Linked DNA regions of Mus musculus: regions 1 and 3 are each linked to region 2. The links are chromatin loops, found by intact Hi-C in ENCODE. Cell type or tissue: left cerebral cortex. All regions are shown on one strand. Region 1 has its middle 23 kb from the start of Ces2a. Region 2 overlaps Cbfb (core binding factor beta). Region 3 holds the start of Ces2f (carboxylesterase 2F).

Evidence for each region. A loop is a pair of places that touch in the nucleus more often than their neighbours do. Peaks named below come from ENCODE experiments on the same cell type or tissue, not always from the same donor. Only the 100,000 strongest peaks of a DNase experiment are listed, where the experiment ranks them.
Region 1: it touches region 2 in a loop (2.2-fold over the local background); 3 of 42 quality-filtered maps call a loop at or near these places.
Region 3: a loop joins it to region 2, with 3 times the contacts of the local background. A loop is called at or near these places in 6 of 42 quality-filtered maps.

The regions. Positions count from the first base shown.
Region 1 is chr8:104,752,976-104,760,975 of GRCm38, reverse strand. It overlaps the pseudogene Gm6831 and the pseudogene Gm18475. Among named protein-coding and RNA genes, the nearest start is that of Ces2a, 23 kb to the right of the region's middle. In left cerebral cortex, no CTCF peak of the experiment used is centred here; DNase peaks (open chromatin) are centred at 2,559 and 3,238.
Region 2 is chr8:105,214,324-105,222,323 of GRCm38, reverse strand. Cbfb (core binding factor beta) reads right to left here. Exons shown (of 6, transcript NM_001161458.1): 6 at 4,335-6,420. The coding sequence ends at 6,398. Among named protein-coding and RNA genes, the nearest start is that of D230025D16Rik, 6.9 kb to the left of the region's middle. In left cerebral cortex, CTCF peaks have their summits at 4,234 (motif pointing right) and 7,977 (motif pointing right); DNase peaks (open chromatin) are centred at 4,228 and 4,624.
Region 3 is chr8:104,941,612-104,949,611 of GRCm38, reverse strand. It overlaps Ces2f (carboxylesterase 2F), which reads right to left and starts at 2,256. Exons shown (of 13, transcript NM_001079865.2): 1 at 2,158-2,256; 2 at 1,358-1,568. The coding sequence starts at 2,233. In left cerebral cortex, a CTCF peak has its summit at 4,754; no DNase peak of the experiment used is centred here.

The DNA of each region.
Region 1 (8,000 bases), 460 kb after region 2:
AGATTCTGGGTGTTTGAACTTATGTCCTCAGGCTTGCACTCCAAGCACTTTTAAAAATCAATGAAGCAGCTACCAAGCACATGCTTACTTCTTTTGCCAATGATAGAAGCTTCAACGACTAGTTTGCTGGTCAGATAGCGTAGTCACTCAGTATGAAGTAGAGGTGAGTAGATACTAACCGCTGAGTTTCTCTGAAATGATTGGCAAGAAACTACCTTCCATGGTCCTTGATTTTCCCAATGAACAGAACACCAAAGTACCAGAATATAAAGACTGAGCGGCAGTGTTGGAGCACTTACAGTGGAGACCATCTCAGAGGTGTTGGAGATAAGGTAAGGCAGCAGGGCCACCCCACTCTCTATGATGGCACCATGGAAGAGCCCTTGGGACATGGGGGACACAACAAGTGAAGACACACTTGTGCCACCTGCAGACTCGCCAAAAATTGTAACCCGGTCACGGTTGCCACCAAAGTGGGCGATATTCTGCTGGACCCAGCGTAGGGCAGCCACTTGGTCCAGGTATCCCCAATTGCCTCTGGCATGCTGGTCCCCAGTGCTGAGAAGTGGAAGGGACATGGATCAAAGGACTGTCTAGGTTGTGATCAGCAAATCATTTCCCAACCCAGCCCCAGACTTACCTGAAGAAACCCAGGACACCCAGGCGGTACTGGATAGTGACCACCACCACATCCTCAGTGGCTGCCAGCACGGATCCATCATACATGGAAGCCATGCCTGCAACCAGTCCACCACCGTGGATCCACACCATCACCTGGAGAAGTCAAGAGAGATGCCAGGAGGCTCCTAGCCTGCCCAAGCTCTCTAGTCTGCTTACTAGAATATCAACTGCTGTGCTTCTGTGCAGCTACAGAAATACATAAAAATCATCAGGACTTCAGGGCCTTGGGCACAGCCTGGGCCTCTAGTAGCTTCTAGTCCCAATTCTCACCATGTGTTGCACTTTGAATTAATACTTCTATGTATAGAGTGATGTCATCATTACTCAGAGTCTTCACAGTAGAACAAAGGGGGGTGTATCCATGGATATTTCTCCAGATTAAAAATGAAAAGGATCCTCAACCATCATTGTCACAACAGATCATCCAAAAGTATACGTTTGGGTGACCTCCGTGTTGAGGTCTTGAGCCCCTAAGTGATTCTGCAGATCAGGAGTTGTAGAATGGGTTCTGGTTTTATCAAGAGCTAGAGCCTTTGATGGTTTGGTGGTCTAGTGCTCTTTGTCCCGTACCCAGGTTTCAACTGCCTTCTTTGACCCAAGTAAAGTAAGAGGTCCATCAGGTTCATCAGGTTCTGCAATGGAACTCAGGTTGCTTTTGTCCCTTCTAATCTTCTTGAAAAAATGCCCTCTCCCCACTCTGACCATATCTTGACACTCACAGGCAGGCTAGAGCCCTCCTGGGCATGGGCTGGTGTGTAGATGTTGATTGAGATACAGGCAGTCCTCGGACATAGAGAAGGGAAACAGGTTCAGTTTCATCTCCTTCAGGCCCTCTGGATACAGTAGTTCAAGATTTTGCAGACACCTAATGAAAAGAGCAGACAGACATTCCAAGACATGAATGGTGATCCAAACCCCATGTGAGTCTGCAGATTTTTATCTCAGCCACATTCAGCTGCTTCTCCTCATGGTGCCTGTGAACACATATCCTCTCTCTAAGTCCTTTCCACCCAATGAAAAAGCCGCAGGGCCTGTGAAAGCTGTGTCGGGGCCAGATTATTAGGGAGACTGCCAGTCGTGTGGACCCTGGGTTATCTTTCTGAGTCTGGGATAGAGAAACATCTAGATGTCAATATGGAAATGAATGGCTGTCTGTACTGACATTCATGGGATTGTATTAGAATAAAAAAGTGAGCTAAGCATTAGCAGGCAAGCAAGCATTTTCTAGTCTCTGTTCCTGGGTATGTCTGTGATGTGAGCAGTTCCTGTAGTTTTGATTCTCTGTGCTTACCAAAGGGTGGATTGTAATCTGGAGCCTCTAATAGTGGCTTTCTCCCCTATCTTGCTTTTATCAGTACTTTGTTACAGCAACAGAAAACAAATTAAGGTTGAAATATTGGAGTGTTGGACTCATACAGCTACCAGAGGATTCAGTGGACAATGCTGCCTTAAAGGGTAGTGAGTAGTCCTTCATCGCAAGTGCAGACTCTCAGGGAACTTCTTTTGCCTGAAGTGTCTCCAGTGGGAATTAATTATATACACGTGTTTCCTGGTTAATGGCACTTGGCCCAATAGGTTGTCATAGTGACCATGAGAGTGGGGTTAGCACGGATTGATCATTGTTGCACTCCTCAGTTACCTGAAGTTTATTCTTCTGGATTCAGGGATGACCAATGCCTAATAGGTCACATTAACTCATGCCTGGAGATCCCTCCTACTGAGACACAGACACCAGGCTTAATTTTAATCTGTGAACAATTTTATCTTTGTTCTTCTCAACAGAGCCTGCAGTTCAATATCATCCTGGGTAGAGTGGGCAGACCTTGGAAACTGCTACCAACAGGGAGGCACCTGCCACATAAACCCTGGGCAGCATGCCTGTATCTGCCATGCTGCATATGCAGGAGGTTCTGTGAGACAGCTCAGAATGAGAGTGCTTTCAGACCTTGCCACACTGCGGTTTGTGCCAGGATGGAACAACGGCTACTCCTGCTTCTGTGTGCCTGGATACCAAGGAAGGCATTGTGACTGGAACATGGATAAATATGTTTCTTACCCCTGTGTGATTGGTGCTGTATGCCTCAATATATAGGAAGATACGCATGTGTCTGTCCTCAATAGTATTTTGGTATAAACTGAGTTGGAAATTCCTGACTGTGGATCCCAGCCATTTCTATATGGAGCCACAAGTCAGGATGCTCTTGGGGCTCACATCTGTGACTATGCACCTGGATTCCTTGGAGATCACTGTGAATCCAACTTTGAATGTGCCGCTCAATCATATCTGCATGGAGATCTATGTATGGATAGTGGAAACAACACAGTGTCTGCAGAAGTACTGGATTCACAGGGACACATTGTGAGACCTTGATGCCTCCCTCCCTCTGTGTTGGCCAAAGCCTTGTCACAATAAAACAACCCGTTAAGACACTGTTGACATCTATATTCATCACTTCTGGCCTGGATACACAGATGTCCTTTGTGAGACAGACATAAATGAAACTAGTAGCAACCCCTGCCAATTTAGGGGGGAATGGTCTGAGCTGTTCTCAAAAGATCTATTCAGACATATTGCAGGCCTGCCTTCCTCCTTGGGGCTGCAGGCTATGTTTGTTTCTGTCAACTTGGATTCACAGACAGAAGCCTAGAATAACTGTCCTCTGGAAGGCTTCACCCAGCAGCTGATCAAAACAGATGCATAGACCCACAGCAAACATTAGCTGGAGCTTGAGAAGTCTTGTAGAAGAGTTGGGGGAAGAATTGAAGAATTCAGAGAGGATAGGGACTCCACAAGAAGACCAACAGTGTGAACTAACCTGGAGTTTTGGGCACTCTCAGAGATTAAACCACCAACCAAAGAGCATACAAAGGCTGGACCTAGGTCCCCTGCACATTTGTAGCAGATGTACAGCTTGGTCTTCATGTGGGTCCCCCAAAATGAAAGCAGGGCCTTACCCTGACTTCATTGCCTGTGTCTGGATCCTACTCCCCTCTCCCCTAACTGGGCCAGTTTGTCTGGCCTCAGTGGGAAAGGATACACATAGTCCCGCAGTGGCACGAGGTGCCAGCATGGGTTGCTTCATTGTAAGGGACCTCCCCCTTCTTCGAGGTGAAGAGGAACTACATAAGGGGGCGCTGGGAAGAGAGGGGGAACTGGAATCCAATGTAATATGAAAAAATAAATTAATGGAAAAAATAGTACCTGCATCTAGCTCCCTATGAGTGCCAAGTTCTGATTCAGAAGCCTGGCCTAGTTGTTCTACTCAACCTTAGCACAGCACCAGAAAAACCCATGGGGCACTCATCCCCAAAGAGAGAAAACTGCTGTGTCACTGAGATGGATGAGACCCTTCAGCATGGCCCAGAACCCAGAACACAGTCTGCCTGAAACCCTCTGGGACCCATAACTTACATGGCCGGATGTGCAGTTCCATCTCTCACACCACTCCATGGTTCAGGGGCCTCAGGAGGTGCAAAGCGCAGTGGTCCTACAGGAGGCTTGGCAAAGGGGATTCCCAGGAAGGCGTGGACACCAGATTTAGTGTCCTTCACTTGGACGAGCCTGCCTCGGACCTGGCCAGTGTGTGTGTTTCTGATGGGGTTGGCCTCTGGTGAGTTGTGACCTGGTGGAGAGATGCCATCTGGGTTAGTTTTCTGTAATCAGATGCCAGCAGATTGTGAGATTCCCATCTCATTGTTACCAGAGCACAGGAGAAAGGAACCCAAGCTCCCCCACCCCAGGCCCCAAGTGCCCGCTCAGTTTACCTGTGGGGTATGAATGTGGGAGTTACCCTATCTCTCAGGACCAGAAACCTTTCCTATTACCCCTTTGAAGGGTCCCAGAGCATTTCTCTGGTTAAAGAGGTCACAGACTCAGAGCCCTTTGGCCACATGAATTCATGATTATTAGCACTGTTATCCAAAGCTCAGTAGTAGTTACAGTCATAGCCAGACACTGAGGAGGGAAAAATACCTGCACATTTTTTCCTTGAATTCCCTGCTATTCTCTCCAGAGCTCCTAATACTAAACTGTCTCTTCACTATAGAGTGATCTTAGATGTCTCTGGCCCTCTAGATCCACAAAATGTGTGTGTTTTTGTTGAAGAATTGGTAGGCACATTTCTCATACTTTTATCCTCAAGCTGTGGGACATGACCATTGGAAAACACATATTTCCATGCTCATAGGAATTGAGAAACCACTCAAAAGCAACATTACAGTTAGGAAGTTGTAATGAAAATAAACGCATGTCCAGGTGATTCTAATACCATCAGAAATATGGTGTTTCAATGGTCATGACCCACAGGTTGAGAACCTCGATGCCTCATTTTCATCAGCCCTACCTTCCATGCCTTCCCTCCCAGAGGACCTCAGCTCCAACAAGCAGAACTTGGCAGCTCTGACTCCAGTCATTGCCCCATGCCTGTTTAGTGAGCCTCACCCTGCACGTGGATGTGGAGAAGCAGGAGCCCAAAAAGCACAGCATCCAGCCAGCTAGGCAGTTGGTTCCGTGGCATGGCCAGCTCTCCTGTTCTGAGTCTGTGCTGCTAGGAGGACCACATTTCACAAACAGGAAGCAGACTGTGTAAGTCTTGCTCAGGCTGGTATTTAAACCAAAATATGTAGGTGGGGGAACCTGTGGTCGATCAAAGTTCTCCTTGTAGGAGACGTGATTAGGGAAAAGTGATAGGCGCCAACGGCCAGGAGTCAGGGCAAAGTCACCTCTGCTGTTTCTGCTCTTTCTTTGTCCCTATGGAAAGGCACATCATGAATTCTGGAACTCATCTGGGATACCAGAAACCCTGTCCCCTCACCTGAGCAGAGAGCTGTAACAAGAGAAGCCAAATGGCTTCTATGAGAAGGTTACAGTAAGATGTCACAGGAGAGATGGGCAAATGCATGCACTTTGAGTGTGGCCTGCATCCTTAAAACATCTGAGCTTTGAAGACTCAGTTTACTGAGCCTGCTTCCAGGGTCCCTGGACCCTACAATCATTTTAGGATCTGCATGGACCCTCTCCCCATTAGGTCACCCTTGTTTCAGCAAGACACACTGACATTCTGGTGCTTTTAGAGTCCCCAGCCCCTGTTCTCTCCACTGTTATGATGTGTCTCCTCTAGTGGCCAGCTCCTGCCAAGATCAACTTCACACTCACTCAGCCAATTAACAAATCACTGTGTTTGCCTTTACTTTGCTCCTGGGCATATGCGTGTGTGGGTGCTCCCAGGCCATCTATGGCTCATATATGGAGGTGAAAGGAGAATTCGTGTTAAGTCCATCTTCTCCTTCCATCGTGCCAATCTCAAGGTGGAACTCAGCTCATCATAATTGGAGGAATGTTCTCTTACCACACCCAGATCAATCTCATTCTTATCCATATGACCAGTATTTAATGGGGCCTTAATAGCTCCAACACTGGGGTCAATCTATGATAAAGCTGATATACAAATCTAAAAATAGAAGTTTCAGAATTACAAAGAACCCCGACAGGATGTATCAAAGAATGAAGAATCAGGAGTCCATACCCAGTCCAGCCTGATCCTTGTAGGAAGTGTTGTGGCTATCAGACAGCCTTTAGTAGCACTGCAAATTGACCTTGGCTCCTAATTATAGTTGCTATCATAATTATCCAAATAATAATCCAGAGCCTGCAGTATGGCACTACAGAACTTCTTCTTTGTCTCTCTGGCTGCTTCCCTGACAAAACCCAGCACGGTTTTTCCTGGTTTCTCCAATCAACAGAGGCTTCTTTAATTGAATTTCACCTTCCAATGCACTCTTGTCCTGTCTGTCGTCCTAGCCTTTTATGGTAGCTGTTCTCTCTACACCAAGTTCCCTGACCAAAGAGTTGCTAGACCATGAGGGCTGAGAAGTTTCAAGTTCCTCCAATCTGAGGATGGAGAAGCCAGATCCCAATGGATGCTGGGTGTCCCTGTGCTTCTTAATCCCAGACATTTCTGTAGCTCAGCTTGGGAAATCCCTGTGTGCTCTGCTCCTCAATGCACCATCACTCAGAGGCCCCGTGTTGGTGATGGCCATGGCCACAGCGAAAATGTGAAATGAAGAAGATACTCAGGTTCTGCTCTGTGGAAAGAGGGGGTGAGTATGGAGAGCATGAGAGATAAACAGAGATGTAAGAGACAGAGTGAGAAATGGACACACACAGGTACACACATACACATACATGCACACCAGAGAGAGAGAGAGAGAGAGAGAGAGAGAGAGAGAGAGAGAGAATGTAGATGTTCAGCTCCATGAAAATCCATTAATAACATACTTCTATATGCCCATTCAGTATAATCACATTTAAGATCCATAGATCCAAGTGTTGGCAAAGACATACGGAAACACTAGCACTCTCATACATGGCTAGAGGAGATACAAAATGTTAGAGTCATTATAGATGTCAGTTTGACAGTCTCTTTAAAAGTGAAACATATCTATCCTGTGGCTGAGTAATTCGACCTCAGATCCTCAATTCAAGGAATTGAAGACACCAATCAGAAAGATTCATACTTTTAAAAGTTCGTAAGAGCTCAGTTAAAAACAGTCACAATAAGGTCAGCTAGATGTGCATCAACTGAGGAGTGGCTAAAATGTGTTGTATGAATATGTGGAATTATACTGTCAACCAAATGACATAGCTGACTCTCAAAGGGGTTTTATTTAGTAACAGGACCAGTCACAAAGAATTCCTTTACCATGATAAGACAGATGGAGCTCTGATGTTTTCAAATTGTATGCAGTTTCCAAACTATAGCATCTGAAAGCAGTTGTTCTGGAACAGAGACCACACAGTGATTGACATAGAGAATAATAGTGAAAGAAATAGTCTCATACTTAAGTGTAGGTGGTAGGAAAGTTCATATTTTTATGCAAAATTTACTTATCTATGCTGGTAAATGAGCAAATTTGGATACATAGAAATCATTAGACGACAAAGCTTAAAGGAAGAGCTCTTCTCTGCCCAGCTGCTGAACCAAGGCTAAAGGATCATTCCCTTGTATTTAGAATGTGCACTATAAGAATCATCTCACCCATAAGGTGTGCTATAAATTTAGTGTCTTCCCTCACACTCTCTGGGCTTCCAGGCCCTGTCTAGGCAGATGTTTGTCTCTTCTTAGCTCCCTCTCTGGAGGAATAGCTGGCTATGGAACTGAAAGCTTCCCTCCCCAGCTCTTCCAAGCTTAACAAGATCAAAGTAGCTTCTTTATGTGATCTGCATAGCCTGGTTTGTCCTCTTACTCTTAGGCTGCTGTATAACATGACTTGAGGGAAAGTCCCAAGTGCTCTGTCACCCACTGCACCATCATTCAAAG
Region 2 (8,000 bases):
TCTCTCTCTCTCTCTCTCTCTCTCTCTCTCTCTCTCTCACACACACACACACACACACACACACACACACACACCCCTAAATCAGGTGGATGGCTGAGTCATTTAAGAAAGGAGCTGGAGGAGCACGCATTCTTTCTGGTAATAATCGTGCTAACTTGGAAAGCAAGCTATCGACGGGCTTAAAAGACAAAGAAATCTCCTCAGAAGAGCTTTCCAGTGATATGCCAGTTATACACCAAGAACAGTAACTTCCTTCTTCAATTATGATTTATTTTCATTTTATGTGCATTGGTGTTTTGCCTGCATTTGTATCTGTATGCCAGCTTCTGATCCCTTGGAATGGGAATTATAGACAGTTGTGAACTGCCATGTGTGTGCTGGGAATTGAACCAGGCCATCTTAACTGTGGAGCCATCTCTTCCAGCCCCCCCCCCCTTTTTTTTTTTGAGACAGGGATTCTCTGTGTAGCCCTGGCTGTCCGGCAACTCGCTCTGTAGACCAAGCTGGCCTTGAACTCAAGAGATCTGCCTGCCTCTGCCTCCCAAGTGCTGGAATTAAAGGCTGGACTCTTTTCTTTCTTCTTGTAGTGCTGAGAATCCAACCCAGAGCCTTGTACATGCTAAACAAGTACTATCACACAGTTACACTTAAGTATTTAATAACTGAGAGTGGTATGTATGTATGTGGTAGTCATTAGAGCTAGCCATGAACATCCTGATTCTTCTAGCCAAAAGTTGGACTGCAATCCCTCCCTCCACTTGGAAGGTGAGCGCGGCAGCTGTGACAAGGGCTGTAAGTTGACTATGGTAACTCCATTTTGGTACCACAGATGAATTTTTGTCTTGCTAAGTAAAGTGTCAGTAACTGTAAGGGAGAATTTAAGGAAAATAGTTCTGGGGAGAAAAATAACTCAAGGCTGAGGGCTCTTTGAAAGGTTGCTTGCCCTTGCTTATTTTTGTTAACCGAGCATTTTGGCTTTTGTGATTATGTACTCCGCTTTCAGCAGCAGGAAGGGAACCTTGGGCCTTCCCTTCCAGCTTCTGTAACTAGCATCTTGCAGTTAGGAGAAAAGAATTTTGGGGGCTTTCCAGACAGGGTGTGTGTGTGTGTGTGTGTGTGTGTGTGTGTGTGTGTGTGTGTGTAAAAGACTTGGGGCTACACTTGGGGTTCTGGTTGGAATAAAGACTTGAATTGGCTCTTAGACTGTGTCTGAGTGGTCTTCTCTGGGGGAGACTAGCTTGGCCCAATAAAAATAGAAGATGCACGTCAACTCTAGGTATTTCCAAACCCCTCTTTATGATACCATCTCCTTTCTGGTTTGTCTCAATGGTTGGCAGTGTTCAGTTCTGCTGTATAAGGCTTAGGCGTACCATTGGTATTTGGCTCAAAGACTTCAAGCTGTTGGCTTTTCAGAAACTAGATTTTAACCACTGAGCCATCTCCCCAGCCCCATCTTTTGTTGGTTTTTTTGTTCGTTTGTTTTGTTTTTTGAGACTTTTGTTATGTTTTAAGATAACACAGTAGCTACCTCGACACCATGCCGGGCAAGTAGACCATTTTTAACAGATAAAAATGAGTACAAATGCAGGGTGGTGGTGGCTCACACCTTTAATCCCAGCACTTGGGAGGCAGAGGCAGGCAGATTTCTGAGTTAGAGGCCAGCCTGGTCTACAAAGTGAATTCCAGGACAGCCAGGGCTATACAGAGAAACCCTGTTTCGAAAAACCAAAAAAAAAAAAAAAAAAAAAAAGGTACAATTTTTTAAAAATTGCAGTGCCTATACATTTCCCCCTTAACACTGAGTCTCCATACCCACCAGGCCACTATATCTAAAAGATCACTTTGATCTTTAACCAAAAAATTTCTCAAACCTCCTAATCTGTTGGCCACTTCTTGTCCTGGTCCAAATGTCTTCCATTTGATTGACATAATACATTGAGCACTGCTCCTGTCTCACCCATGCTGTAGCCCTTATCTGATGCTCTTTCAAACCTGCTAAGCTCTGACCAGCCGGCTATGTGCATTCAGTATCTTCTCTAGTTGATTGTAGCTTTCGGCTTGGAAGTCTCCTCAGGTTGATTGACTCTAACTACCCAGACCAGCACAGACAGTGCAACTGCCAAGGCTTCCTATATAATTTAAAGGTTGCTACTACATTGGATCAATTTTGGGCATAGACTAGGTTCCAGGAGGTCAGAGACAATGTCTTTTTAGGGCAGTCACTTTATATTGTTTCTTCTAAACTATCCTCAATGATTAAGTGTCCTGCTTGCACATGTATTATATGTAATACTGTGTATGCCTAGTGCCCATGGAGTTCAGAAAAGATTGTTCTAGCCACTGCTAGCTGGAAGTAGGATGGTTATTGAGACACCATGTGAAAGCTGAGAACCAAACCTTGATCCACTGCAGGAGCAAGTACTTTTAACTGCTGAGCTATCTTTCCATCCTCAGATACTTTAATACTTTTTAAAACCATTAATATAGTTTCAACATTTTCTTTGAGCTCTTTCCATTTTATAATTCATTACTGATTTATAATCTCGCTAACATTGATAGCAGCAATATAAGCAATTTTAAAATTCCTTCGTAGCTAGCTACCTTAAATATTGTCATTTTAATATATAGTGTTAGGTCCAAAGCTCCCCCCCCCCCCCCAAAGGGCAGTGCTTGTGGCATTGTCTGAAACTCTGGGTTTCTATTTATCAGGAGTCTCATTTAAGCCACCAGGAGCCTCTCTTAATCGACTGCCCTAAAGGTCAACTACCTCAGGTAAAGGCATCTAGGTCCTGGTCAATCCAGTTTATATCAGCAGCTCAAAGATCCCACTGTTAACACAGTAAAAATGGCTTGTTCTCCCCCATTTTGCTCTTCTGTCCCCCAACTCCTGACAGATAGCCTTGGCAGTCTGACCCCCAGCAAACCTTCCGTTCTACTTGTGAACTGGTCTGCTTCAGTGGTTTCACCTCACCCTCTCTTATAGTTGAAATTTAAAATTGTTTAATACTTTTTTTTAAATAGGGTCTTATTATGTAGCATAGCTTAGGATGGTCTTAAATTCACAATCCTCCTGCTTTGGTCTTCCTGATACTGGTTCAAAATCCTAATTGTGTCAATTTAGTATATAAGGTTTTTTTTTTTTTTTTTTGTCCTGGAACTTACTTTGCAGACCAGGCTGGCCTAGAACTCAGAAATCTGCCTGCCTCTGCCTCCCGAGTGCTGGGATTAAAGGCGTGTGCCACCACGCCGGGCAGGTGTTTTGTTATTTGTATAAAACCTGTTTATTACAAACCAAACCTATGGAATGCTTCTAAAGTAATTTTCTGATGTAGATCCCTGTTCTAGGAATGTTGGGTTTAATACCCACATAATAATTTCTAAAAATAGCCTGGAAGGATATATAATGTTAGAAATTTCCCCCGAGGTCACTGTTTTAAGGTCATACCTTAGAAAATGGATAAACCCCTGAGACTGTTGTTGCCTGGGGGTGGATAGGGGAGGGGCTTTCTCTAGATCTGGTCTCTATGGTATAAATCCATGGTGATCCTCCTGTCTCAGCTGCCTAAGAACAGGGTTACAGATGTGACCCTAAGTTTTTGTCTTAAAATTTTATTTCTTGTATGTATGGGTGTTATGTACAGGCATGTCTGGGTGCCACATTTGTACCTGAGCCAAAGGAGGCTATATGTGGGCTTTAGATTCCTTGGAACTGGAGTTATATACAGAGTTGCCATGTAGGTGCTGGGAATTAAACCAGGACCTCTGGAAGAGTAGTCAGTACCCTTAACCACTGAGCTGTCTCTCCAGCCTCCCCGCCCCCATTTTCATAGTCTATACTTACAAAACCTTTGTAAGTTTTTGTTTTTTATCAATCATCTGTGTATCCATGTGGATGTGCGCTATGTTCACAGAGGCCAGAAAGAGGCGCTTGATTCCTGGGTACTGAGGTGAGTGTGAGCCGACTATTCTGTGTGCTGGGAATCACACTCCTGTTCCTACTATAACCTTCAGCAATAACTAAAGCTCTTAACTTCAGAGTCATCTCTCTAGCCTATTTTGGTTATTGAGAACAGCCCAGGATGGCCTTGAACTCGCCAAGAATGACCTTGAACTCTTGATCCTCCTGCCCCTACTTCCTATATCCACACTCAACTTCAGACTTTTTGAAAACCACATCATGTAATGGGAAGTTACTGTACATTGATTTAAAGGAGTTAGAAGATATGACCACTAGATGGCACTGTTGTTGCTGTCCTTAAAAAAACTGTTATAAAGGATCAAAGACTTGAAGCTAGTAAGACAGAAATCATCACATATCAATAAAGAGTCATGACTTTGTTTTCAGTACACAGAATTTTAATGTGAAAGTAAATAAAACATACAAATATACAGTAAAGCTAACGGCAAAGCAATCTGGAAGCTTAAGGCAAGTTTTAATGGAGATGAATCTTTAAAAAATGATGCAATGATGTCATTTTAAATACAGATTATGAAAAATATGAAATTGCATCAATAACTTAATTTTCAAAGCCTGCACTACCGAAGAAAAGGAGTTTATGATCTTAACGCCAGCATTAAGACAGACAGAAGCAGTGCAGAACCAGTAAGGAACATTTGCTATTTACAGAGGGACGGCCACATTAACACCATGTGATCTTACTGACTGCCGGACTGGAAGCTCTTGGCGAGAAGCAACAGAGAAAATGTACCACCGAGATGTTATTTTAAAAAAGAAAGGATCACTTTAAAAAGGTAACTCCCGAGAGGCATCAGGGCACTGAGAGTGTAAACATGTGAGCTGTACAACACCAAATACCAAGCAAATTCATTCATAGTGCTCAGTAACACAAGGTCAGCATCAGCTTCTGTAACACATTATTGTTTATAATAATTCAAACACAATCCTTATCATGCACGACTTCAAATATATAACAAATATTTTTATTTTGAGATACAGGGTACTTGTTTATGAATTATAAGACCTATATACAATGAAAGACACACTTCCACAATCAAGTATCTTTATATGCTTTTTAAATGCAATGACCTTATTCAGACTTTTCTGAATTGACCATGTCAGTTTTTAAAATTTTCTAAAATAATGCCATTTTATGATAAAATACATTTTTGCAAAAATTCAGAAATGTAGTAACATTTAATGAATACGACCACGGAAAGTATTGTAAGCATGTGCCAATGACTTAGCACTTTTTCCAGTTTTATATTTAAAAAATTGCAATTTGACACTAAGCCTGTTTTAAAAATATCGTTACATTGATTCATCTCAAAAGGCACTATTAATAGTCCTTTTGTAAAATACCATCATCTATATCTGTGAATGTTTTGCCCGGAATCAATGGGAGAAATGCATCTTCTGCCCAGATGAACATTTTCTAAGACTCATCTTCATCACCCAATTTTGTTTCTACAAAAGCATGCAATACAAAATACAAAATACACATGAAAGCAGCTATCTTAAACATTATTTTAACACAATTTACCTGTGTAGCTGATTTATCACTGCCTCCAGTTTAATATGCTGTTACATACAACAAGTTCCAGTATCCTTTTTCTGACTGATTAAAAAAAAAATCCCTGAATAAAACAGAAGCCAGTCTGTGGCTTCTTTGGGCATTTCTGTAGAGCATTCTCACCTGTGAAGAGCATCTCTACCCAAACTCATGATTACAAGATATACCTTGAAACAGGGTCTGAGACAAAATTTAATACTAATGTGAATTTTTGTCTAAAGGGGATAGGGTGACTATCAGCATTTGAAAGGATACTGTGGCTTTAACAACTGTAAACGTTTGTTTTAGGAGGCTGTGGCAGACAGCTCTATTCTAGGTTTATAGCTGGAAAAAATAACTGCAAACACATCTTCATTTGTAAAATGGTGCAGAATACAAAAACACGAAATGATGTAGAGAAAACAAACAAAAACCAAGAACCCTTATCTAAGGAGGAAAGCTGTATAACCAACTCGTCTGAAAGTATAAAAGAATGTTAAGCAACCCTGATACAAATTTTAATTTCTTATCTTGTTTCTAAATGACATGAGCTTTTAAGTTAAAATGAAGAAAGTATATACTTTCGATACAACTAAAATAATGCCAACAAGATAAGCTTGCATAGAAAAAAATTTCAAATTATTACTGGCTACATATTTTAAAAATTAGAAATGCAGGCATTATAGTGCAAAACCATGGCAGTGGGTGACGTCTTCACTGCCTCAGGCCATGAAACCAACTGCAGTCCCTCCAGTTGTCACAGTTTCTGGTCGCCCAATGAGTTATTTATACCAACTAGAAGCAGTGTGTGTAGAGATGGGGCACATAAGCTGTGCTCCACTTAACGAAGTTTGAGATCATCACCGCCACCTAAGTTAGAACCAGGACTAGGGTCTTGCTGTCTTCTTGCCTGCAATGACAAAAATCGAAATAAAGTCATGAATGTGGTTTGAAAACTTAAATGACAGACATACAAGATATTAAGACACAGTGTCATACAAAAAATGTTCATAATGAAAAACTTTTCAACCAATATATATATATATATTTTGGTTTGTTTTTTATTTTGGTTTTTCGAGACAGAGTTTCTCTGTAGCCCTGGCTGTCCTGGAACTCACTCTGTAGACCAGGCTGGCCTCGAACTCAGAAATCCGCCTGCCTCTGCCTCCCAAGTGCTGGGATTAAAGGCGTGCGCCACCACTGCCCGGCCTCAACCAATATTTTAACAGGCAAGACATACAACTATATATGATATTTTGTAATACTCAATAGTAATCATTTCATATTCAAAAGGATACTATGCACACATACTACAGATAAAAGAAAACTCTATCGTTTTATTTTTAGAACTAGAACTGTTTTCTTGTTTTGTTTTAGATTTACTTATTTGATGTATGTGAGTACACTGTAGTGTCTTCAGACACACCAGAAGAGGGCGTCAGATCCCATTACAGATGGCTGTGAGCCACCCTGTGGTTGCTGGGAACAGAACTCAGGACCTCTGGAATAGTGGAAGAGCAGGCAGTACCCTTACCCACTGAGCCGTCTCTGCAGCCTAGAATTAGAGGTTTCACTTTACTACACCAATGATCAATCATCTTAGAAGCAACCTTTTCTTTTCGTAGCAGCTCACATTTACTTAAGCAACAGCTAAATGCTAGGCATTGTCTTCAAGTACTCTCCATGAATGAACATAGGTTCAACATCTTAAAAAGGTACTATTTTTTATTTTCCATTTTATAAAGAAATTGAATGGCTGGGCTGATGGTACATGCCTTTAATCTTAGCAGTCAGAAAAGGCAAGGGCATCTTTGTAGGTTCAAGGCCAGCCTGATCTACACAGTGGTTTTGAGAACAGCCATGGCTGTTACACAGAGAAACCCTTTCTCAAAAACAAAACAAAAAGAAATTGAGTCACAGAAATATTAATATGTATTATTTACTAATTAGCTGAAAAATATGACAATAAACTTAATCTTCGCTCAATGAATTTTAACTAGAAAGCGCAAGAAATAAAATCCAAAGCTGGGCAGTTGTAGCATACACCTTTAATTACAGCATTTGGGAGGCAGAAGTAGGCAGATCTCTAAGTTGAAGGCTAGCCTGGCCTAAAGAGCATGTTCCTGAACAGCCAAGGATTAAAGAGAAACACTGTCTTGAAAAACCAAAGAAAAAAAAGGAATTAAATCCAGAATATTAGTTTTATAATTTAAAATAGTACACACCTTTAAGTATCTTTTTAAACAGTACTTAACAATTAAGTAAAAGTAATTACAAACACTGAGCATTTCAAGGTTGACTGAAGAATGCATACCCTATTTAAATTACCACTTAATAGCTAACATCTATCAAGTAAAATATCATGTATGGCAATGTAAAAAATATATAATATAGAGCCCTTTTGGTCCATGCACAACTTTAAAAGTAAAGATTTATTTTTTATTATATTTAACAGTGTGTGTGTTGTACATGCAGGAGCCTATGGAAGCC
Region 3 (8,000 bases), 270 kb after region 2:
CTATTAAACAGACTAAGCAGGTTATATTTAGAAATATGTGTGTGTATACATATATGCATGTAACAACAATCAATGACAAAAGAGGCTATGAATTTGAGAGAGCAAGAAGGGATATATGAGAAGGCTTGGTGGGAGAAAAACAAAGGGAGAAATGATGTACTTATATTATAACCTCAAAATTAAAAGAAAAGAAAAAAAGTAGACCCTTAGGATTTTCTTCTAGTCGCCCTCAACACCTCCTCTAACACAGGATTCCTCTCTACAATCTCATATCAAGGTAAGGGTCACTGGCTCTGTGGAGGCTGAGAGGCGTCCAGATTTCCAGGGAGGTCTCCAGTTGAGTGGGGGCAACCTTTGTGAGACTGGAACTTTGAGACGTCTTGGATTCTCTGTGGAAATGATTAACTGCCGGTGGTGCTGTTCACCCCCTCTCCTTGTACGATTTATTTAGAATCACATGGGAAGAGAGTCTCAAGGACAGACTGTCTAATATGTTGGCCTGTGGGGATTATCTTGCTTACATAAACCAAAGTAGGAATACTTGTTTATGGTGGGTGTCACCATTCCCTAGCAAGGGACTTCTGAACTGAGTGAGTAGTCAGAGTGAGCAGACTATCAGCAAGCAATCATGCATTCTTTGCTCTCTTTCCCCAATTACAAACGTGATGTGACCAGCTTTCCTTACTGTGACCTCTGCTAAATACTCCCCCTCCCCCATGATGGTTGTAACCTGGAACTGTGACATGTCTTCCTTCCCTAAGCTGCTTTTGTCAGGGTACATTTATTACAGCAACAGCAAATGAAAGTCAGGTATCTGGATATTTGGGTGCTGTTTCTACAATGGGGCTGTAGGAATGGATGGACAATGCTGTACTGTAGGGAATAAGAAATCCTTCATCCCATGTCCCGACTCTCAGGGAATCTCTTTTTCCTATATATTCTCCAGTGGAAGCTTTCATCCATGTTCCTTGGACAATGGCATTTAATCTTCTGGGTTGCCACGGTGACTCTGCAGGATACTCATTACTGCTGCCCTCCCAAGGGACTTGTAGTGCATGACACCAGACTCTGGGCCCCTTCACTTGACGTAATCTGATTCTGGGATGACTTTAGATATGTTTTCCACTGTAGCACTGGGAGCTAACTCCCTTTATGTACCAAGCTCTAACCCAGTAGTCTGACATAGTTGTTCCATTCTAATCCTTAGCATATGCATCAGAAAAATGCATGGAAGATGTCCCTCATCACAGGCAGAGAACTGCTCTGTAGCCAAGAGGGAGGAGACACTTCCGCATGGCCTAGATGTTGGAACATATTTTCACCCCAGTACCAGAAACCCTCTGGGTCCAGAACTTACATGGCCGGCTGTGAGGTCCCATCTCTCACACCACTCCATGGCTCAGGGGCCTCAGGAGGTGCAAAGCGCAGTGGTCCTACAGGAGGCTTGGCAAAGGGGATCCCCAGGAAGTTATGGGCTCCAGCTTTGATGTCTGTCAAGTGGACAAACTTGCCTCGGACCTGTCCAGTATGTGTGTTTCTGATGGGGCTGGCCTCTGATGAGTCAAGACCTGTTGGCGAGATATCATCCGGGTTAGTTTTCTGGAATCACTTGCCTGGGTAAGTCGTGGAATTTCCCATTTTGTTATTATCAGAGCTCACAGGAAGGGAAGCCAGGGTTCCTCAATTCAGCTGTAACAGCTCCCCTATGCCCCAGGCCCAGGAACCTTTCCTAGTACCCCTTTGAAGGGTGTCACAGCATTTCTCTGGCCAAAGAGGTCACACACTCAGAGCCATTTGGCAGCCCGGAGGTGTTATTGTTATGATTACCCAAAGTTAGGAACAGTCACAGCCACACATAGATGTGGGAAATGCCCCTTTTGCTCTTCTCCTGACCTTCAGGTCCAGCTCCTTGGAGCCCTTTACACTGGGCTGGATCCTCAGCAGGCAGTAGTCTTCGACAGCTCTGACCCCCAGTGTGCTATGGCGCCCACTCTATGAATTTTAGTGGGTGCATTGGGTGGCTCACATTCCTCATGCTTTCATCTGTCACCTGGATGAACTCCTCCCTCCATGGTGCCTTCTTCCCACAAGCTCAGCCTCTGACTGACCTGGGCTGCTCTGACCCTGCTCCCCACCACCCCACTTAGGGAGTCTCACCCTTCACATGGAGGAGGAGAACCAGGAGCCCACAGGCCGCAGCATCCAGCCATCCAGGAAGTCTGTGCACTGGCATGATCGGCTCCCAGGCCTGAATCTGTTCCTCAAGAACTGAAAGCAGAATATATAGGCCTTGCCCAGACAGGACCAAAAGGAATGTAGGTGGGACAGTCCGTGGGGTGGGGCAAAGTTTTTTTCTTCCTGACAACTAAACGCAGAAATGACAGGAGACAATCAGTGACCAGCTGTAGGAAAAACACACCTCTGCAGTTTCTGCTCCTTGGCCTCTTGGGGAGGCACAGATGGCTTCTGTGCTCTGCAGTTCTTCTGAGATATCAGGAGCTCTGTCTTCAAACCCAGATCCACCATGACCACTGTTCTTGTGCTCACTGGCAGAGGTCAGTGCTGTTGCAGAGGTCAGGGGACAAAACGCTGTAACAGGAGAAATCGGGGGGTGGGGGGCTTCTCTGAGTAGGCAAATATGGAAGATGCTATAAATGGATAGAAGCTCAATGGCTGGAGCTCAGAACACCATGACCATTACAGTGATCTTAGGACTTCCATGGACTGCTCCCAGAAATCCTGGCTATGTCATTGAAACACTGGAATGTTGGCACTTCTTAGTCACATTCATTCCATCTCTATACTGTGTCTCCTCTGGTAGCTAGCTCCTGCACAGATCAACACACAGTCCTTTATTTACTTGGGAAACACTTTTTAAACCATTTTCTTATTGTTTGTTTGTTCATTTAATTATTTACTTATTGTGTGTGTGTGTGTGTGTGTGTGTGTGTGTGTATGTGTGTATGTAGGTGCGTGAGTACTCACATGCCATGACATGAACGTGAAGGTCACAAGGTAAGTTCTGGGAGTCAGTTCTCTCATTCCATCATGTTGACGTGGGGGATCCAACTCAGATCTTCAGGCTTTGTTGAAAGTCTCTTTACCCATGTAGGCACCTGGCCACCCATCACCTCCACTTGACAACAAGTGACATTTCATGGCTCCAGTAGTGATGAGAGTCTGGGCTCTCAGAGCCTATGAAGAAGCTGGAGACACAGGCTTCTAAACAGTTTCAGAATCTTAGAGAACCCTGGTGACTACAGGATGACTACATCCGTGACTACAGGATGAAGAGTTCCCACCTAGCTTGGTTTGATTTCCAGGAGGAAGTGGTGCAGAGATCCATACCAGACAGCCTTGAGTTCCCTCTGAGAACTGATTTTGGCTCTCACTTTCCCATCCCCAACAGTTTAGGGATTCACAGTTGGGAGTGGCAGGACTTCTTTCTTTGGTTCTTTTCTGGCTCCTCTGACATGAAACAGTCATGGCTTCCCCTGCCTCCTTCCAATCTGCAAGTCCTGCTTTTGATTCAATATTATCCTTACAATGCACTCTTGTTCAATCTGTGGTTTCAGCCCTTCTTGCCAAATGCTTTTCCTTCTTCAGTTCTATAACCAAATGAAATGCTTGCTCATGGGGTCCTGAGAAGTCCCCAGTTTCTCTAAGATCGAGGTCAAGGAACCAATTTTTTTATGCCTCCTGGGACATCCTGGTACTTCTTATTCCCAAACCATTTTAACTCAGCTTAGAAAAATCCATATGCACTGCCTCTTACAGTACCGCCATTCAGAGGCCCAGTGTTAATGATGGTTAAGACCATAGTAAAGATATGGAATAAAGATGGCATTGGAGGGAAGCAGAATTGAGAAGTGAGCAAGAAATAAAGAGAGAGGGGGGGGGAGGGAGAGGGAGAGGGAGAGGGAGAAGGAGAGAGAGAAACAGAGTCTCAAAAATTCATCATAACACATGCAATGATACATCATCCATACCCATTCAGTTGAATCAGAGGTAATTCCCATTGGGCCAAGTGCTGGCTAGGATTAGGAGCCATGTATCTATCTCCTCATACATGGCTGGAGAAGATGTGAAATGATATAGTCACTATAGGAAACAGTTTGACAGTTTCTTTAGAAGTTAAACACACCTATTCTATCTACTCCCAAGTCTTTAACCCAAAGAAAAGAAGGCAGCAATCACACACACACACACACACACACACACACACACACACACACACACACACACACACTAAAACAGATTGAAAAAGTTCATAAAAGACTCCTAGTCCATGATAGAACCTCCAGGGCTCTGATGTTTCCAAATTATATGCAACTGCCAAACTTTAGCATTAGAAAGTTGTTGCCTAGGAGCAGAGACTAAGTAATGATTTACATAGGATCTGAAGAAAACTTTTTTCCCATAAAAGAAGTAGTCTTATAGCTCCTATTTTTAGGCAAAATGTGTCCATCTATGCTGGAAAATGGGCAAATTTGGTAGCATAGAAATCATTAAACAAAAAAATTAAAAAATAGTATAGCTACTGAAATTCTAAAGGCCATTTTGTGAAGTGTCTGTATGTCCACAGAAATGGGGACCTCACAGATGCATGTGTGCAGCAGGAGCTCAGTAACCCCGCAAGTTCCCAGGACAAGTATTAGCCTCAGTTCTTCTGCACTCAAAGGAAGGGTTCTTCTCTGCTCAGCTACTGAGCCAAGGCTAAAGGATATTTTCAATTCTTTTCTGTCCCCTGGTGTTCAGAGAGAGGAATACAAAAACCATCACTTGGACGATGGTGTACTGTGGTTAGTCTTCAACAAAGTGAATTGAAAAAGGAGGACTTTTCCAACCTAAGAAAATTGTACCCCAGTGGGGCAAGGTGGGCACAGGTAGAGATATAAGGCAGTGCCAGGGTCTAGAGAATGAAGGAACCAACCTCTTTATGATGGAAGGAAAAAGCTTTGGAAGAACCCAGGGGTTAATGGAATACATTTTTGTAACCTTTGCAAAGAGACATAAAGCATGAGAGTTTAGGGACAACACTAAGGTAAGAATAAAAAAGAAATCACAGGAGATAAAATAGTTGTCATGCCAGAAGGACCCAGGAGGGCTCCTGGGACATATGTGCCCCTCCACATGTGGACTTGCTCAGAGGTCAAACAGGGATCTCTGTTATGGGATGTTTCTGGACCTTCTGATACCACACCCCACTTCTAGGACACACCTGACAGACACATAGTTTCCAGATGTCCTAAGCATGCAAATGTGAATATCATAGCATTTCCTGACTGCGATAATGAGAACAAACTTTAGCAGACAGGAACACAGACACAGATAGAGACACAAGACTTACAGACAGATTGATGGACACACACACACACACACACACACACACACACACACACACACATTTCAGCTCTGCTAATGAAGATTTCTAGACCCACTTCTCTTTGAAAAAAAAATTGTGCCACTCAACACTTGGGAAAGGTACAGATGAATTGATTATCTTGAATGCCAAGTTGCATTATATGTTGAAACCCAATCTATAATGTAGTAAAATTAAGAGTTGGAGCTGTTAGGAAGATATCAAATCATGAGCACCATTGTTTATCTCTTATATTTTATGAGAACATAAGGTAAAATCTTCAGTCCAGAGAGCTATCCTTGTTACACAGCAGGTCTACTGTCATCTTGGCTCTAGGACTTCTTTGTCTTTAAAACTGAACGTATTTCATCTGTTTATAAGCTATATAGTATATGACACACACACATATAAAATATACATATACGTGTGGTATATATCTTATCCCATATGACATATATACTCATTTACATATATAATATGTACTATTGAGATGCAGTGCCCATGTAACAAGGGGGTTACTCTTGAAATACTGAGAACATGCAATCCTCCTGTCTCTGTCTCGTAACTGGGACAAAAGCATCAGCCACAGCATCTAATGTGCAGTTTGTGATGATTTTATTATAATCACTGTATTAGGCAGGGGTCCCTAGACTAACAAGACTGATGGAGTACACATGTGCTATAGAAGGGGATTTACTAGAATAGCCTTGTATTTAAGGGGCTGGGTACTCTAACAATGGCCACAGGAAGCCTGAAGACCGTAAGAACCCCAGTTTCTGCTCAGTTTACCAATCTCAATGCTTTCACAGTTGCAATCTGGTATGGAAGGCCTGGAAGCTTCCTAGTGAGTTGCTGGTCTTCATCTCATAATAATGGCTGAAGGCAGCAGCAACAACAGAGATGGACACATTAAAAAAAGTAAGCAAGCTTGAAACATTGGTTTTTAAATATCTCCTTATATGTAGGACACAGTCAAAAGGTGGCATATACTCTGGGGGAGGTTTTCTTTCCATTGGGAATTTTCCTGGAAGTGTCCTTTGAGACCCACCCAGAGGTGAGTTTCTTAGTTGATCTTATCAAATCGACAACCAAGATTAAACATTACCTCAGCTTACAGGTAGTGAAAGATGAGATTAATACAATTTTATTGGCCAGTGTAAGTATGAGAAAACTTGGGACTCACTGAGGAGTAGGCATGGAAATTATACACACAGCCACCATGTCAACAACCTACAAAGTAGCTGTTCTATTTGAGAAATTCTAGGCCTCGGAGAAGAGGAGAAAAGGATAGGATAGGATGAAGATAAAGTCGAGGAGAGAGGAAGGTCACAGATTTAGTGGGGTGTAGAGAAAATCTGGCATCCACTGGGGCTCCTTTCTATCTCTTCAGAGTGTTGGGCACCACAGGCTGATCCCCTTTGTGCTCAGTACAAAATCTGACATAACTTGCTATAGTTACATGTGGCTGTCCTCAGCCACCTTCAGCTCCAGGATGTTCTAGGGCAGGGGCTGAGTCCAGAACACCATCCATCAGGCTTCCAGAGTATGGTAGATATCCAACTGTAGGCATTGTACATCATGGCCAAACAAGGACCAACGAGGTAGCCATTTCTTTGGGGATTCCTGTAACTATAGACTTCCAGTAGTGTAAGGCACTGGGCATTTTGAATTTTACTGAGCCAAAGACTCATTTCCTGATTCGGGTCAAGATAGTGGCTAGAGCATGCTAAGGGGAGAGAGGTTCAGAGGTGCAAGTGTCCGGATGTAAGGAACTCTGCTCTGTGTGGCAGAGCCATGTGAACTGTTTTGTCCTTTCTTTTACAGACAAAATAACATCCCTGCCAGGTTGTGGGGAGACAACCAGTGACTGGTACCCACAAGATATTCCTGTCTGAGTGGGCTCTGGCATTGTAAAGGAGGCTCCTATTGGTGAAGAATCCATGCATATTGATGAGGTCACCACAGGTAAGGGGAGCCCTGGATAGGAATTCCCTGACTAGGGAGGTTGAGGGGGTCCACTCATATATGTCATGTAAACTTGGTCTGGTACACCCTCCTCCTGCTAAGCAGCTTCTCCTCAGTGAGGTAGATTGCAGACAGGAGGGGAACCAGGGTCTTGGTCCTGACCACAGCGTGCAGCTGCCAGCTCATGCGCTACACTTGCCATTCCTACTTAGCCTGACCCTAGGCCCAGCATATGTCCACCCCACACCTGCCAGGATCCAGGCTAAACCTTCCTTATCCTGCCCTGACTGGTCCCAGCCTCTAATGGAAGCTCTCCTGGGCTCATTACTACCCAGAATGCCTTCCTTACCTCTATCATAGGGAAAAAGTCATGACTTTCAAATACCTTTCTTGGAATAGTGACACACCTGTTATCCCAGGCCTCTAGACAGAAGGCACTCATGGCCTTGGGTTGTGTAGGGCTATGCTAGGTTGTATAGGGCTACCACTCCAACATACCCTTTCTCAAAAATCCACACAAAAACAAAGAACAAAACAAAAAGCCTAAAAAACAAAAACAAAACAAAATAAAAAACACAAACAAACCAAACAAAAAAACCCTACAAACAAACCTATAAATTAATGAATGACATAAGATGTCCCCCCTCTGCCCCTATTTGTGTCACTATGGTCA